Linked DNA regions of Homo sapiens: region 1 is linked to region 2. A link is a contact called in ENCODE Hi-C or POLR2A ChIA-PET data. All regions are on one chromosome and are shown on one strand. Each heading gives the region's core, a stretch centred on a gene start or an enhancer-like site at or near the end of the contact. The rest is flanking DNA. Distances are from core to core; before and after follow the strand shown.

Region 1 (6,836 bases), core at 3,546-6,045, 1.4 Mb before region 2:
CAGCCAGCTTCATGAGAGCAAGCACGCAAGAGGGCCAGAGAGAGAGTGTGAGCAAGGCAGAAGTCACATCCTTTTGTAATCTAATCTCAGAAGTGATATCCCATCAATTTTGTCATGCTCTATTTGTTAGAAGAAGTTGCTGGGTCCAGTTCACACTTAAGGAGAGAAGATTACAGAAAGGCATGAATATCAGGAGGCAGAAATCTTAGGGAGCCATCATAGAAGCTGTCTAGTACAAAGGATATAACAAACAATGCTGCCTTACAGATTTTCGTATATATATTGTGGCATATGAGCATATCAGGTTATGCACCTAGGCATGGAGTTCCTAGGTCTTAGGGCATGTGAATCTTCAAGTTTCCATGACAGTGCCAAACTTCTACCAAGTGGTTATACCAATTCACATTTCCACTAGCAACAAGTGAGAATTCTGTTTGCACCATATCGTCACCAACACTTTTTATTGTCAGACATTTTATTTTTGGCCAATATGATTTATATAATATGTGATGTATTATAGCTTTAATTTGCATTTCTAAGATTTCTAATGAGGTTTGGTACTTTTTCATTTATTTATTGGTCATCTTATATTTCCTCTTTTATGAAGTATCTGCCTGTATCTTTTGTCCATTTTTCTACTGACTTTTCTTACTGATTTGTATGAGTTCTGAAGATAATCTGGATGCTTGGGCTGTGGCAGTTATATGTGTTGCAAGCATCTCTCTGGTTTTGTTTCCTATCTTTTTATTCTTTTAAATATGTCTTTTGATGAACACAAGGTCTTCATTTTAAGGCAGTTGAATTTATCAATCTTTTCCTTTATGAACTCTTGGACTAAGCCTGTCTTCTAGCTATTGTTTTCCGCCTATGTCTCCAACTGTCCCCCCATCTTTGATCCCCCCATTGTCTCCATATAAACATCTTTTCTATGCTCTGGACACATGACTTCAACTGCTCACTCGATGGCTCCACCTCCATATCCCACAGTCAGTCCAACACCAGTTTATCCCAAAATGAACTCATCCCTCCAAGTTCACCTTCCGCCACCCTACCACCCCTAGCTTGTATTTCCTAACTCCATGACTGACACAACTATCCACCAATCACAAAGCCAGTGTCTTGTGAATTTGCCCTGACTGCTCTTTCTCTTATAAGGATCCAGTTTTTCTGATTCTACAATCTAAACCTTGCCCCACTCTGTCTTCTCCTCTACATCTCCAGTGCCAGAATGTAAGTTCCATGAGACCAGGGACCTTGTCCAGCTTGTTCATTACCACAATATCAGTAAGGGATGGTGCTTAACAGCATGAATTTTGCAGCCCAATTACCTGATTCAAATCCTGACTCCATCAATTATTAGGTATCTAAGTAAGTGGAAGTTATATGACCTCTTCTCCCGCAGTTTCCCCATTGGTAAAATGGGGGATGATAATAGTACTGATTCATAGGGTTGTGGTGAGGGTTGAATCAGTTAATGCATGTATAGTATTTAGAAAAGAACAGGACACATGGTAAGCACTCAATAAATATTGACTATTAATATTATACCCTACCACCTAGCATGGGATGGGGTATAATATTATGCATCAAAATATATTTTAAGCATCAACAAATATTTATCATCAAAAAACTAACCATCAAATAATATATATCAACAGAGATGAATGAATGCCACTGCTTTAATTTAGACTCTTATTATCGTTGCTTAGACAATTGCTGTAGCCTCCTAACTGGGCTTACTTTCTGCTAACCATCCCATCCCCCATTCCATTCATTTTACACACTGCCATTAGGGTTATAACTTCTTGTCTATAAATATGAAGGTGTGGTGCCACTCCATTGCTTAACACCATCCAGTGGATCCCCAAGCCCTACAGGGAGGCAGAGCATAGCCCAGACTCCTCAGCAGAACACATGTGCATGAACGTGGGATCTGGTGATTGCCTACCTACCTCTTCAACCGCCTCCATCCTTCACACAACCTGCGCTCCATTTACCAAACCACTGGCAGTTCCCCAAATGAGCCACATTCCTTCATTCGTCTCCTGCCCAGAATGCCCTCCCTCTGTCCCGTCCAGGTGACAAAGTCATCTTTTTCTTTTTCACCAAGTCCCAGATATAGGCACTCCCAGGCAGAGTTAGATACCTATATTATTGCAGCATTTATCAAATTACACTATAACCATTTATTTACATGTCCAACCCTACTCCCCCAGGCTGCAAGCTCCTGAGAGCCAGATCGTATTTAGATTTGTATTTCTGGCAAGAAGCACAAGGGCTACGGAAGCTTAATACACATTTGTTGAATGGATGGTTAGTTTTAAGAAGTACCTAATAAACCTTGGTATTTGTATTTCCTTGAATCTTGTTTTGGTTGCTACCTTTTTTAATGGAAATAGTCACTACTGCTTATGTTTACAAGTTTATTGAGTTCTAATTTTATCTTTTAAGATAAAGATTGCTGATATCATTCATTCACTCATTCATTCATCAATAAATATTTATAGGGAGACACTTGTCAGATACTGGATTTGAAGTGAACAAATCAGACATGGCCCCTACCCTCGTGAGGCTTACAGTCTATTAAATCTATTAAGTATGAAGGACAGGCTGACCTTGAACCAATAAACATGTCCATGTAAAATCATAAATTGAAATGAGAGTTGTGAAGGAAAAGAATAGGTTATAAAGAGGAAGAATAATGGGAGGGACCTAATTTAATTAGAAGAGTTAGGGAAGTTCTCTTTGAAGAAGTTACATTACAGGGAACACTAAAATGTGGGTAGGAGTGAGCTACGCAAAGTCATGGAGAAAGAGTATTCCAGGTAGAAGAAATAGCATGCGTGAAGACCTTAAGCAAGTGGAAGGCAGCTGCTGAGGCTGGGGACTGGGAGGTTGGGGCTGGAAGCAGACAAGCCTAGAGAAGTTGTCAGGGGCTAGACGATGGGGTTTTGACCTAGAATATAAACTTTGTTTGTAGTTCATAGGGAAGACATTGAAGGTTTAATATATGGGAATGACGGGAACCTCTGGCAGGGCTCTGCCTGTGAGCATCACATAGCACCCCGAGGATGTGTTTGCTACTCTAGGTTTCAGTGGAGAAAAAAGCAAGTGACAACCCTTCTGTTCCTGCTCAGCAAAAGCTTTGATCACCAGCCCCCTTCCCCTGAATATACTGGAGAAAAATAACAGAAGTGCATTTCAAGGTCCACATGTGAGAAGACCCTAAGCTGTCCTGGCTGTTCAGGTAGAAGTTGTCATCTTCCTCAATGATCTCGGCTGTTGGAAGACATGGCCAGGCAGACAGAATCTAAAAGTTCTTCCAGGTGTGACATGAGTCCCTGGAGCTCAGTGACAGAAACCAGTGTCCAAAACCAGATGCCACCCTGGGGAGGGGGCTTTGGGAGTTCCTGGGAGGCCATAACACCGTCTGGAAGGCTCCTCTCTCCCACATATTCACAAAGTTGCATGATAAGCCAGGCCCCTGCTGGTCTTGCAGCATCCACCTATGATGCAGAGTAAACAGTGCCACACGTCAAGCTGTCCCCAACCTTGCCCTCGGTTCCACTACCAAAAGAGGGAACACTGGGCTTGCCCCAGCAAGGTGTTATTTATGTCAGGCTAGGGCCACTGTGGCTCCCAGCTCTTACTGCTTTCTAGGTGCCCTTACAGACTTCCCCACTGCCCCCTGCATATGCCAGAGTGTGAACATCCCCTCCCTCTCCACAGCCCCCACAGTGGGGTTCGGGTGGGCAGGGAGGTGGTTTCATCCCTCTACATACAGCCCTTGGAGACCTACCTAGGCAATTTGTCACTCAGGCTTCAAGCTGCCAGCCGAGGAGGGGAGCTGAGAAGACTCTATAATGAGATCTTTGCACTGTAATTAAGTGCCAGGCTTTGTTTTACACCTATCTTTCCCGCCTTGCCCGATCCCACCGCCAAGCTCCTCCAGGCAGTGAGTGGGGAGTGTCAGCTGCTCTGTGATTACACCCCAAGTGGCAGGTGGCAGGGAGCTCCTCCGCCTGCAGTCTGCGCCCCACCCCCAGGCTTCCCCCACCACCAGTCTTAACTCAAGACAGTGCTATTTCTGTCCTTGAACTGGGTTTCACCCCAGAAAGCCACTCCACCGCTTTCTCATAAGGCTACCTCCTTTTAACCCTGTGGTTGCACGGCCTCTGGGGTGTCCATTTCTTTCTTTTGACACGTCCCTTTTCCTGAAAGTTTCAGCAAACCCCATAGGCAGAGGGAGTTAGAAAAAGGAAAAGAGAAGTTAGGGCAGGAGGAGCACTGTTCTTATAGGACAGGAAGGGTCTGTCTTCTCTCTTGGGTCCTCCACACAAAATCGGAGCTTCCAAACACCCCAGCTCCCAAACATATGCAGCAGATTCTGCTGACAGGAATGTGTCACTGTGATCTTCACATTTTAGCCTGAAGTTTAGCCTACCTGAAGAAGCACCGGAGTGGGAGTGGGAGAACATGGGATGGTGCTTCTCTTTGGCCTGGCTGTGCTTTTGGACACTTCAGGTCTTCGGCCTGGGTTTCCTCCTCCGTACGATGAGGAGAGGATGGGAGGGGGCAATGCTGGCATGTGTGATCTCGATAGACACTGTGGAAGTCTGCAGAGACCGGAGCATAACCTCTGCCTCCTCTCCCCGGGCCTAGCCTCTCACAGCCCTCAGAGAAAACCCTGAGCTGCGGCGTGGCCGAGACGGGGGCGTGGCCTGGCAGGTGGGCGGGCCCTTCCGTGGGCGGGGCCGCGAGGTTTTCAGGAGCCCGAGCGAGGGCGCCGCTTTTGCGTCCGGGAGGAGCCAACCGTGGCGCAGGCGGCGCGGGGAGGCGTCCCAGAGGTGAGCGCCCTGCAGCGGCAGGGGATGGGCCGGGGGCCCTAAGTCGTAGGCAGCGCGGGGCGGGGACGCGGCTGCCTGCGGAGGTCGGACTCCTCTCCGCCCTCCTCCCGGGCTGTCCGGGTCTATTTTCCAGTCTATGTCCAACTCGCGCCGCCTCACTAGGCGGCGCTCTCTGCCCCGCGGCACCCGCGAGACGTGGGGTCCCTCGGCCCAGGGACGGGGTGAGCGTGTCATGTGGGTGCCCTGTGCCCGGCAGGTTGGAGACGAAGAGACCTCGGCACAGACGAAGTCACTCACATCCTCGCTTTGAAACAGAGCGGGTCCTTCTTGTGCTGTCTCGCTGTCACTCTCGCCCCCACCCTGTGGAAGAGGCAGGTGGCTTGTCCCCAGTCACTTTCTTCCTTGGAAAAGGGAGACAGAGGGCCATCTCCAGCAGGGCCATGGAAATCCCAGAAAGTCACTGAGCTGCTCAACAAAAGGCCCTAAACACCCCACCCCACAGCACCAGGCAGTGCACACTGGCCAAGACTCCGTGGTAAATATTGCTGGCCTTTATGTTGAGAGGGGGAAAAAAAAGCCTGCCTGTGAAGATCATTGCCCAGTGGCCATGCTCCTGTGAAAACACAATTGGAAAGCCATTTCCTAAGGGGCGAGGGTGGGTCTGGGACCATGCTGTGGCTTGGGTGATTGGTGGTTGCAGGAGTGAGGGTGCTGCCCTGGGAAGGCGCTGAGGCCCTGTTGGGTGGGAATCGACGGCTGCGGCTTTCTCCCGGAGGAGGGAGAGCGGTGTTGTTACCTAGTGTTGGGAACACATCCGTCCAGCACCGTGAACTGCAAACAAGCAGAGTAACCCTAGTGTCCTTCAGATACTGTTGCTGAGCAGTCACCTAGTCAATGAGATGATCTGTTTGGACGGCAAGTGCATCTGTAATGCCGCCCTCTTGCTCAGTGCCTGGAAGAGGCATTGGTGACTCCCCGCTAATGCTAGGGGTAGCTACCGTGCAGGAGCAGTCAGGCTCTTGCAGGGCCAATGTGGTTTCATCAATTTTCTCCTGCATTTACCCAGCCCCTCCGAATTCTGAGAAGTGCGTCCAAGATCTCTTGGACTCCTTGACTCAGTTCACCCTTGTTCTTGTGGGCAGAAAACAATTCCCAGTGTGCCATGCACAGCCAGTCAGAAGGGAAGCCCTGGAGCAGGGCCCTGGGAGAAGTTCTGTGGGGCTGGATGCTAATTATTCAGTTACTGGATTGTGGGGAAATTCCAGGGGAGGTCCCAGAGGAGAGACCGTGCTAAAGCTAATTACTAAGCAGTACAAAAATAATCTCTCTCTCTCTCTTTCTCTCTCTCTCTCTCTCTCTCTCTCTCTCTCTCTATATATATATATATATATATATATATATATATATATATGTAATTTTTTTTTTGAGACAGTCTCACTCTGCCGCCCAGGCTGGACTGCAGTGACACAATCTCGGCTGACTGCAACCACTGCCTCCAGGGTTCAAGCGATTCTCTTGCCTCAGCCTCCCAAGTAGCTGGGATTACAGGTACCCACCACTACGCCTGTCTAATTTTTGTATTTTTAGTAGAAATGGGGTTTCACCATGTTGGTCGGGCTGATCTCAAACTCCTGACCTCAGGTGATCCGCCTGTCTTGGCCTCCCACAGTGCTGGCATTACAGGTGTGAGCCACTGTGCTGGGCCAAAAATAATCTAAATTTCAACAATCAGCATGACCATGCCTGTGCGTATGACCCTAATTATCAGTCTGACTGATTCTTCCTTCCAAAATGATGGCAGAGGATCACCTCTTTGGATATTTACAGCTCTGAGCAAAGCAAAAAGCATGTAGGTGCCATTGTCTGAATGCAAAACCAGCCATGCCAGGTTTTCGGTGTTGTTTCTGAGGAGGGAGCGCCTCTCTGGAGGACGGTGTTTCCAGAACAGTGCCTCCGTTGTTCATTCCCGTGCATCAGGAAGTTTGGCTC
Region 2 (7,189 bases), core at 2,750-5,249:
TGGAATGTAGCTCCACATTTCTGGTGAGCCTGTGCTGCTGGAAATCCTGAGCAACGGAGAGAACATAGGCACTGGAGAGGAAGAGCTGGGCTGAATACCAACTCTGTTGCTTACTAGCCAGCTGAATCTAGGTCAGTTACTGAAACTCTTGGAGCCTCAGTTTCCTTGCTTGTAAATGAGGATATCAGTCATTCTTCCATCATCAATTTGTTGTGAGAACTAAATGAGATAATAATCATACTTTACTTAGAACATTGCTTGCACCGTTAGTGCTATCTAAGTATTAGCTGCTACTCTTAACATTGTTTATCATGCTCTCAGGTGGTCAGAGAACACAGATGCCCGTTCTTGTAGACAAGATATGTTTCTTTCAAAAACGCCAATGAATCAGTGTTGTGGCCAAGGTATGTTTGACACCTGGACAGTGCTGCAGGACCTCAACAAATACTGGCCCCCACCAGAGAAGGTGTCCCCAAAGCTTTTTTCCTGCAAAGTGGAATGGCCTTCAGGCCCAGCACCATATTGAGGACCACGTTGTCCTCAGGGCAGCTTCCAACTCTGAATTCAAAAATGGTATGTCATATATTCTTGAGGTTTCATGGATATACTTGACACCTCACATTTCTCATTCAAATTCAGGGGGAGAAAGGAAAACCGGTTCTGGAGAAGAGGCTAGAGGTGGGGCAGGTTGGTGAGTACTCATGGTTCTCCCATCACTTACCCCGACTTCCACCCCTCAGGACAGCCACTGCCACACACAGGTCTCCTAGGCTTGCCCATGTCCATCTTGAATGGTCATCTTCCTTCCTTTCTGTGACTTGCCATCTTTTTGCAATAGCAAGCTGTTTCTAGACCTTTCTCTGCTTCAATTTACCTCTTGCCTTACTATTATTTAACTACAGATTTCAGTCAGCTCAAGAGAGCATTTTTGCAGGAGGCAGAGAGAAGGAGCCCAAATGAGAAAGTGTCTTGTTACAAAATCCATTTTTCTGTAACGTTTGAGGCTTGGAGCTTCCATTTCAGGTTGACATTTTAAAATGTATCTGTAAGAACACCAGTAAGGGAACCGATAATGACACTGCATTTCGGAAGCCCTTTCACAAGATGGCTGGGGAGATGATTTATCATATTTATTTATTCCAATTTGTCAGCTAATGGTGGGGCCTGTATCAGGGCTGCACGCACTGGTGCTTGGCTCTGGTTTCAATGCCTCTGCCTTGCTCGCCTTTACCCCCGGCTTCTCCTCCTTTCCCAGAGGGTCCAGCTGCATCAGGTGACAATCCCTCTGCAACTGTGCAACCTGGAGGGACAGGGCAGTTTGCAGTTGGGCAACGGCCAGATGATATCATGCAGTTTCACTTCAGTTTCCCCAAAGTGAACTGGGTCAAGTGTATTGAGGGAAAAAGGCCATAAGTGGCTCAATACCAGACTGCATCCCTGGAAGCAGAAAGCATGACTCATGGGTAAGACAGAGACCCCACAGCAGGCTGGTCAACCAGTGTGCTGAGCCCTCACATACACCAAGCCTAGCAAGGCTCTGCATAAGTCCCAGTTTCCTCATCTGTGAAATGGACACAGGCCCTTTTGGAAAAGGCATTTGCCTTCTTACCTACAGAATGTATCTGCAAAGGGATTAACACTTAGAGCAAGCCTAGTCTATAGGGTTGTCTGTGTCCTGGGAACTTTACCCTTCTGAGTATCTTCTTAGTGCTAGTTTGAATTTGCCTCATTACACTGTTATTTCAGAACTCATAGAAAAGCCTGGCTTTTGTACTCACAGCAAGACGGAGTAATAGGAATGGAATAGAATTAGCAAGTACTAGCACAGTAATCACTAGCACATGATCGGGTGAGAGGTGATAGGGTTTGGGGGTCATCTTCCCTGAGTATAATGGGGTGTTCAATGGGTAGGTGGAGCACTGCCTTAAGGAAACTAGAGAAGCAGGTGTATTGGTTATCTATTCTCTGGTTCTGTTATCTGTTTGACAAGTAGCCCCTAAATTTTGTAACTTAAAATAATTATTCTCTAACGGTTTCTGTGAATTGGGAATTCAGGAGCAGCTTTGTTGGTGGTTCTGGCCCAAAGTCTCACATGAGGTCACAATCAAATGTCGGCCAGATACAGTCTTATGAAGGCTTGCCTGGACCCTGGGATCTGCTTCCAAGGTGGCTCCTGACCCTTCGTGGACAGCTCTGGTTCCTCCCCAGGGAACCTCCCACAAGGCTGCTGGGGCTGATGGCAAGGTGGCTGGTTTCCCCAGGGGGATGGGTCCAAGGGCACAAGACAGAAGCCGCGACATCTCCCATGACCTCACCTCAGAGGTTGTACATTGTCACGTCAGCTGCATGCTACTGTGGTCACACAGGTCACCCCGAGTGAATGTGAGAGCAAACTGCTCAAGGGTATGGCTTCAAGGTGAGGATGAGTGGGGACTACCTTGAAGCTGTCTACCATAGCGGAGAAGGTGCTATTTGGAAATGCAGGAAAACTGGATTTGAGGATGGGATTGTTGCAGGGGAAGGACAGGGAATAGCAGACAGATATCAAAACAGAAGCTTGGGGACCAAAGCCTAAACCATGGGCCAACTTACTCAAACTGGATCATGGATTATGAATCCATGCACAGGAGACTCATGACCTTAAGGAAACCTGCAAGGGAGGTGACATGACTCAGGCTGCAATACTAGCTTGACTCCTGTCACTTCACTGCAGAGGAATTTGTGAGCCAGGCAGGATCCTAATGTGCATCTCTGGGCCTGCTTTCTCCAGGCTGACTGATAGAAGCTGTGGCTTGATGCTGAGTTCACCATCAGGGCTGAGGCTGCTCAGGAGCTTCCTTTTCCAAGCCCAGATAGGTCTTAGAGGTAGGTAGAGTGGCCGTCCATGCAGGGAGAGCCCAGAGGCTGGAGAGCTAGCTAGGCTCTGGTTGCGTCTGTTTTGTGGCTAGGTGGTTGGTTTCGCCTTGTGTCCTTAGGAGGTCCAGGGCTGCCCACGGCCACCATTGGTTTTCAACTGTGTGAACAGACACAATGCCCCAGACCAGGGAAGAGAACACTGCGAGTGTGCAAGCAAACTCATAACCAGCACCCCAATGTGCCTTTGTTTGCCCTCTCCCCCTTGGCACATAGAACCAATCTAAAAAATTGCTCCCTTACACTTCTATCAAAATCTCAAATTTTCAAAGTCCTATCAAGAATATTATCCCATAAGCCAAGGCTAGAGATGAGTTTTCGTAATAACTTCACCAGACAAAAGAGAAAACTGAAGCTACAAGAGGCAAGACCTACCCAGAACCATTTGGCTGAGCCCAGCACTCTGCCCATGGTCCATGCACCCCTTGACCCTGACATCAGCAAAGCAGTCCCCATCACCAAAGTGCTATGTGCCATGTGCCCCTGGGAAGAAGAACCAATCTGAGATTGCAAACAATGGGAAAGGACCTCAACTCTTGTGAGGCAGCTCTAAGAACTTTCAGCCCTAGACCTGTACATTTTTTGTGATTTTTTAAAAATGTAACTCACCATGCTATACACATCCTTAGCACACATCCCGTACACAAGCTCACTCTGCTCCTGGCATTGAGCACCCAGGGTCTCTTTAGGGGACTCCCTTTTTCTCCCCTGAACGGGCCACTCTTTACCATCAAAATGAATTGCCTATCATCTGTACTCGGCTTTTTAGCAGTCACAAATACAGGGTGGGGAATTTATTGGATACCAGGTGTCCTATTAGCCAAAGTCCTTTCCAGCTCATGCTGCTGAATGAGCCAGGTCATGACCCCAACCAGGCACTCTGGTTAGAGCTCAGTGTAGACAGATGTGCACACACTGCTGGGCACAGAAGGTTTGGGAGTGTAGACAGAGGAAGTGAGTCCTGTCAACTGGGGCGGCTCCTGCACTGAGCAGTGAGGGCTGTGAGTGAGAACTCTCTGATGCTTCCTCTCTATGTAAGGCCCGTGAGCTTTATGACTTCCTTCTGGCTTGGTTGTAAGCGAAAATCACCTCAAAAGGGGCGTGGGTAAGAGCTACTAGCCTTCTTGGAATGCCTACTATGTGCCAGACATGAAAGCAGATGCTTTTTTCAAATACTTCTGTCGGATGAACTTTCTTATTATTGTGGTACAGATGAGGAGGCAAAATCATTTGTCTAAGACCCCACTGTTTCAGCTGCAAGCTTTCGTGGCTCCTCAGTTTGCATTTTTTCCTCACTGCAGTATCACTTTGTGAAGGAGGTCTGAAGTCTTCAAATGAAAATAGAGTTTTCTCCTTATGTAAGTATAGCAATCAAATGTTCTGGAAAGAACACTGTGCCCAGCCAAATTGCTCTAGATGTTCAGGGCAGGAGAGGGGCGGATATCCTGGTGGTGATGACCACATAACAAGAAGAGACAATGTGTGCTTAAGGTACCAGCATCTCAGGGTGGTCTAGTATTTCTCAGAGAATGGTCTGAGAGTTGGCCTCTCGTGGTATAGGTAAATTTTTAAGTATTTATGAAAATGCTTATATGTCTGGTTTCAGCCTGATTTAGTAATTTGCTTGTATAATCTCTATGTCTATTCTTGGTGGTCCAAAGGGCCCAGATTAAGAATTTTATAAACATCCTGCTGTGTTTAGTGTGTTATACCTCGGAGTATCTATTTCGCTAACCCAGATGGTGCCGTTACCACACACATATCCTGCAAGGGGAGGGAATTGTATTAACAAGTATAACCAGCAAAACCACAGCATTTCACTTTAGCAAAAGGGGCCGAAACAGGAAGCAGGTAAATTCCCTGCTCCCACACATCTACCATTCTCTCCTCCCTTCTATGAACTTAGAGTCTCTGGTTTTGTGGCCACTGAACTTGTCTCCACCTCTAGGGGCCAAATTGGGCACTGGGGGGAATTCACAAGCTTTATATTTAGCTCAAAATCACCTGGGCTATATGTGGGCTCATCACTTCCTTAAAGGTGGAAGAAGTTATAATTTCTTTTTTCTCTCTTCTCTTTCTCTCTCTCCATCTTTTCTCTTCTTTTCCTCTGTCATTTTCCCCTTCTCCTTCCAAGCATTATAGTCTTCCTTGGACCGCTTTTTCCGAATTGGCTTCCACTGGCCCATTCCAGAGTACAATTACTAGTACTGTACTACATTTCCAATAGTCAATAAGAAAGCAGAAGTGGCCACATTGGCTTCCCCTAAAAGCAGCATCAAATTTCAAGTACTTTCTTATATTACCGCCGCTCATTCCACCACCCTCTATAAGCACACAACTCACTGCTGAGCACATCATAAATGCTAAAAAGTAGTGAATAAATCAACGAATTAAATAATTCTTTTATTCTAATTTTTTTTGTACAGCAAGCCATTGTGAATAAGATGGTTCTTTTATCCCCAAAGAGGTTGCCTATTGACTGAAAGCCTAAGCACAGCTTCTGAGAGTCACAATGAGATCACATCTCTACTGTACTGAAAATCTTTTCAGGCACCAGAGAGAAAGGCCTGAGTGTGATTCTCCTTCCCTGGTTCTGAGTGAGAAGGTCATTAGCTCACTAGGTACTGGCAATTTCAAGAATTGCCAAAATGACAGTGATGTGATAAGAACAACTATCCTGTTGGGTCTTTGTGTAGTATTTTTCCTTTGAAAACAGCTTTATGCTAATTATCCCATATGAAACACAAAAAAAAAGGAAGTGTGAGGTCAATGTGGCTAAGATTTATGTCCGTTTTGCAGACGTGGATCTGAGATATCTCGTGATTTGCTGGTGGTTGCACAGGTAGTGGAAGAGCTGGGGTGGAAGGGTTTCTTCCTGAGCAGGTGGCTGTTCCTCCCAGAAGTCCTGCCTACCTGCCTTTCTCTTGCTGACAGCCATATCACCCACTTTGTTTAAGGGTCAAAACTGTCTCAGGTTGTTCTCACTGCTACACACCCACTAGCGCCATGACAAATTACAGATGCCATGGCAACATCAGGAAGTTACCCTGTATGATCTAAAATGGGGAGGAACCCTCAGTTCTGGGAATTGTCCACCTCTTTCCTGGAAGACTTGTGAATAATCCATTCCTTGTTTAGCCTATAATCAGGAAACAACCATAAAAACGGGCAACCAGAAGCCCTCAGGGCTACTCTGCCTATGGAGTAGCCATTGTTTATTCCTTTACTTTCTTAACAAACTTGCTTTCACTTAAGAAAAAAAAAAAAACTTTCTCCAGTAAAAATTTATGTTCACACCTAAAATTTGTAAACCAATGTGCATAGCATCTTTATTCATGATGGTTAAACACTGGAAACAATCCAGATGTCCATCAATAGACGAGTGGATAAGCAAAATGTATAATCCGTGCAATGGAATATTATCGGGCTGTCAAAAGGTATGAAGAGCTGACACATGCTGCAACATGGCAAAACCCTGAAAACATTATTTTAAGTGAAAGAAGCCAGTCACAAAAGCCCACATTATGTATTATTCCGTTTAGACGAAAAGCCAGATTAGGCAAATGTATATAGATGCAAAGTAGATTAGTGGTTGCCCAGCGTGGGGAGTTGATGAGGGTATTGGAAACTGATGGCTAATGGGTACGGATTTCTTTTAGGGGTGATAATAATGTTTTAAAATTTTTGATGGTGGCACAACTCTGTGAATATACAAAATCTCACTGGGTTGTATAATATAAAAGAGTGAATCATATATGTAAACTATATCTCAAGAAAGCTGTTATTTTTTTTTAAAGACTGACTCTCGGCTGTGGCTTTCATAATCTTCTTTGGCCATGGCTTTCCCCAGGGCTCCAAAGCTAGGCAGTGCCCAAAACTGTCTCCTCTAACTTTGTTTTACAGGGAGACATTCCTCCAACTCTGCCTGCTCAAATTTGTGGGGTGAAATCTGGTGCCTCTATATTTCCAAATACAAAGCGCTAGAGGTTAAGTTGTGTGCTTCTCAAATGTCAGTGTACATTCTGATCCCCTGGAGATCTTGCTAAAATGCAGATTCTTAACCTTTGGGTCTGGGACACAGACTGAGATTCTGCATTCTAAGAAGCTCCCAAGCAATGTCAGTGTAGCTGCCGTCCTCATTTTGGGAAGCCAAGGTGTCGACCACAGACCCAGAAGATGCAGCCTTTGACTCCTCAATGCCACCAATACAATTCAATCAAATATCAAGATTTTCAAAACATAGTCAATCGAATGTCTTTTTCCCACTCTCTATCCA

What was found. Hi-C counts contacts between places; a loop is a spot of excess contacts on that map. ChIA-PET counts read pairs that join two places held with the same protein, here RNA polymerase II (POLR2A). Pooled maps may share reads with other maps.
Region 1: a loop to region 2 is called in a map with no recorded cell type, with 5 times the contacts of the local background. The contact joins the promoter of TLR5 here to the enhancer-like site in region 2. A Hi-C loop is called at or near these places in 1 of 37 single-sample maps with no recorded cell type and 1 of 50 pooled maps. POLR2A ChIA-PET finds 5 or more read pairs at or near these places in 2 of 52 experiments (OCI-LY7 and naive thymus-derived CD4-positive, alpha-beta T cell).

The regions. Positions count from the first base shown.
Region 1 is chr1:223,141,207-223,148,042 of GRCh38, reverse strand. TLR5 (toll like receptor 5) reads left to right here and starts at 4,795. Exons shown (of 6, transcript NM_003268.6): 1 at 4,795-4,847; 2 at 6,280-6,395. LOC124904522 (a long non-coding RNA gene) reads right to left here and starts at 4,688. Exons shown (of 2, transcript XR_007066895.1): 1 at 4,445-4,688; 2 at 1-155. RefSeq lists a silencer at 4,637-5,006.
Region 2 is chr1:221,775,486-221,782,674 of GRCh38, reverse strand. No RefSeq gene overlaps it. Among named protein-coding and RNA genes, the nearest start is that of DUSP10, 37 kb to the right of the region's middle. RefSeq lists enhancers at 3,716-3,765, 4,816-4,865, 4,896-4,945, 5,016-5,105. Within about 2 kb of position 3,999, at least 8 of the 41 ENCODE cell types and tissues checked have a DNase peak (open chromatin) inside an H3K27ac peak, as active enhancers do.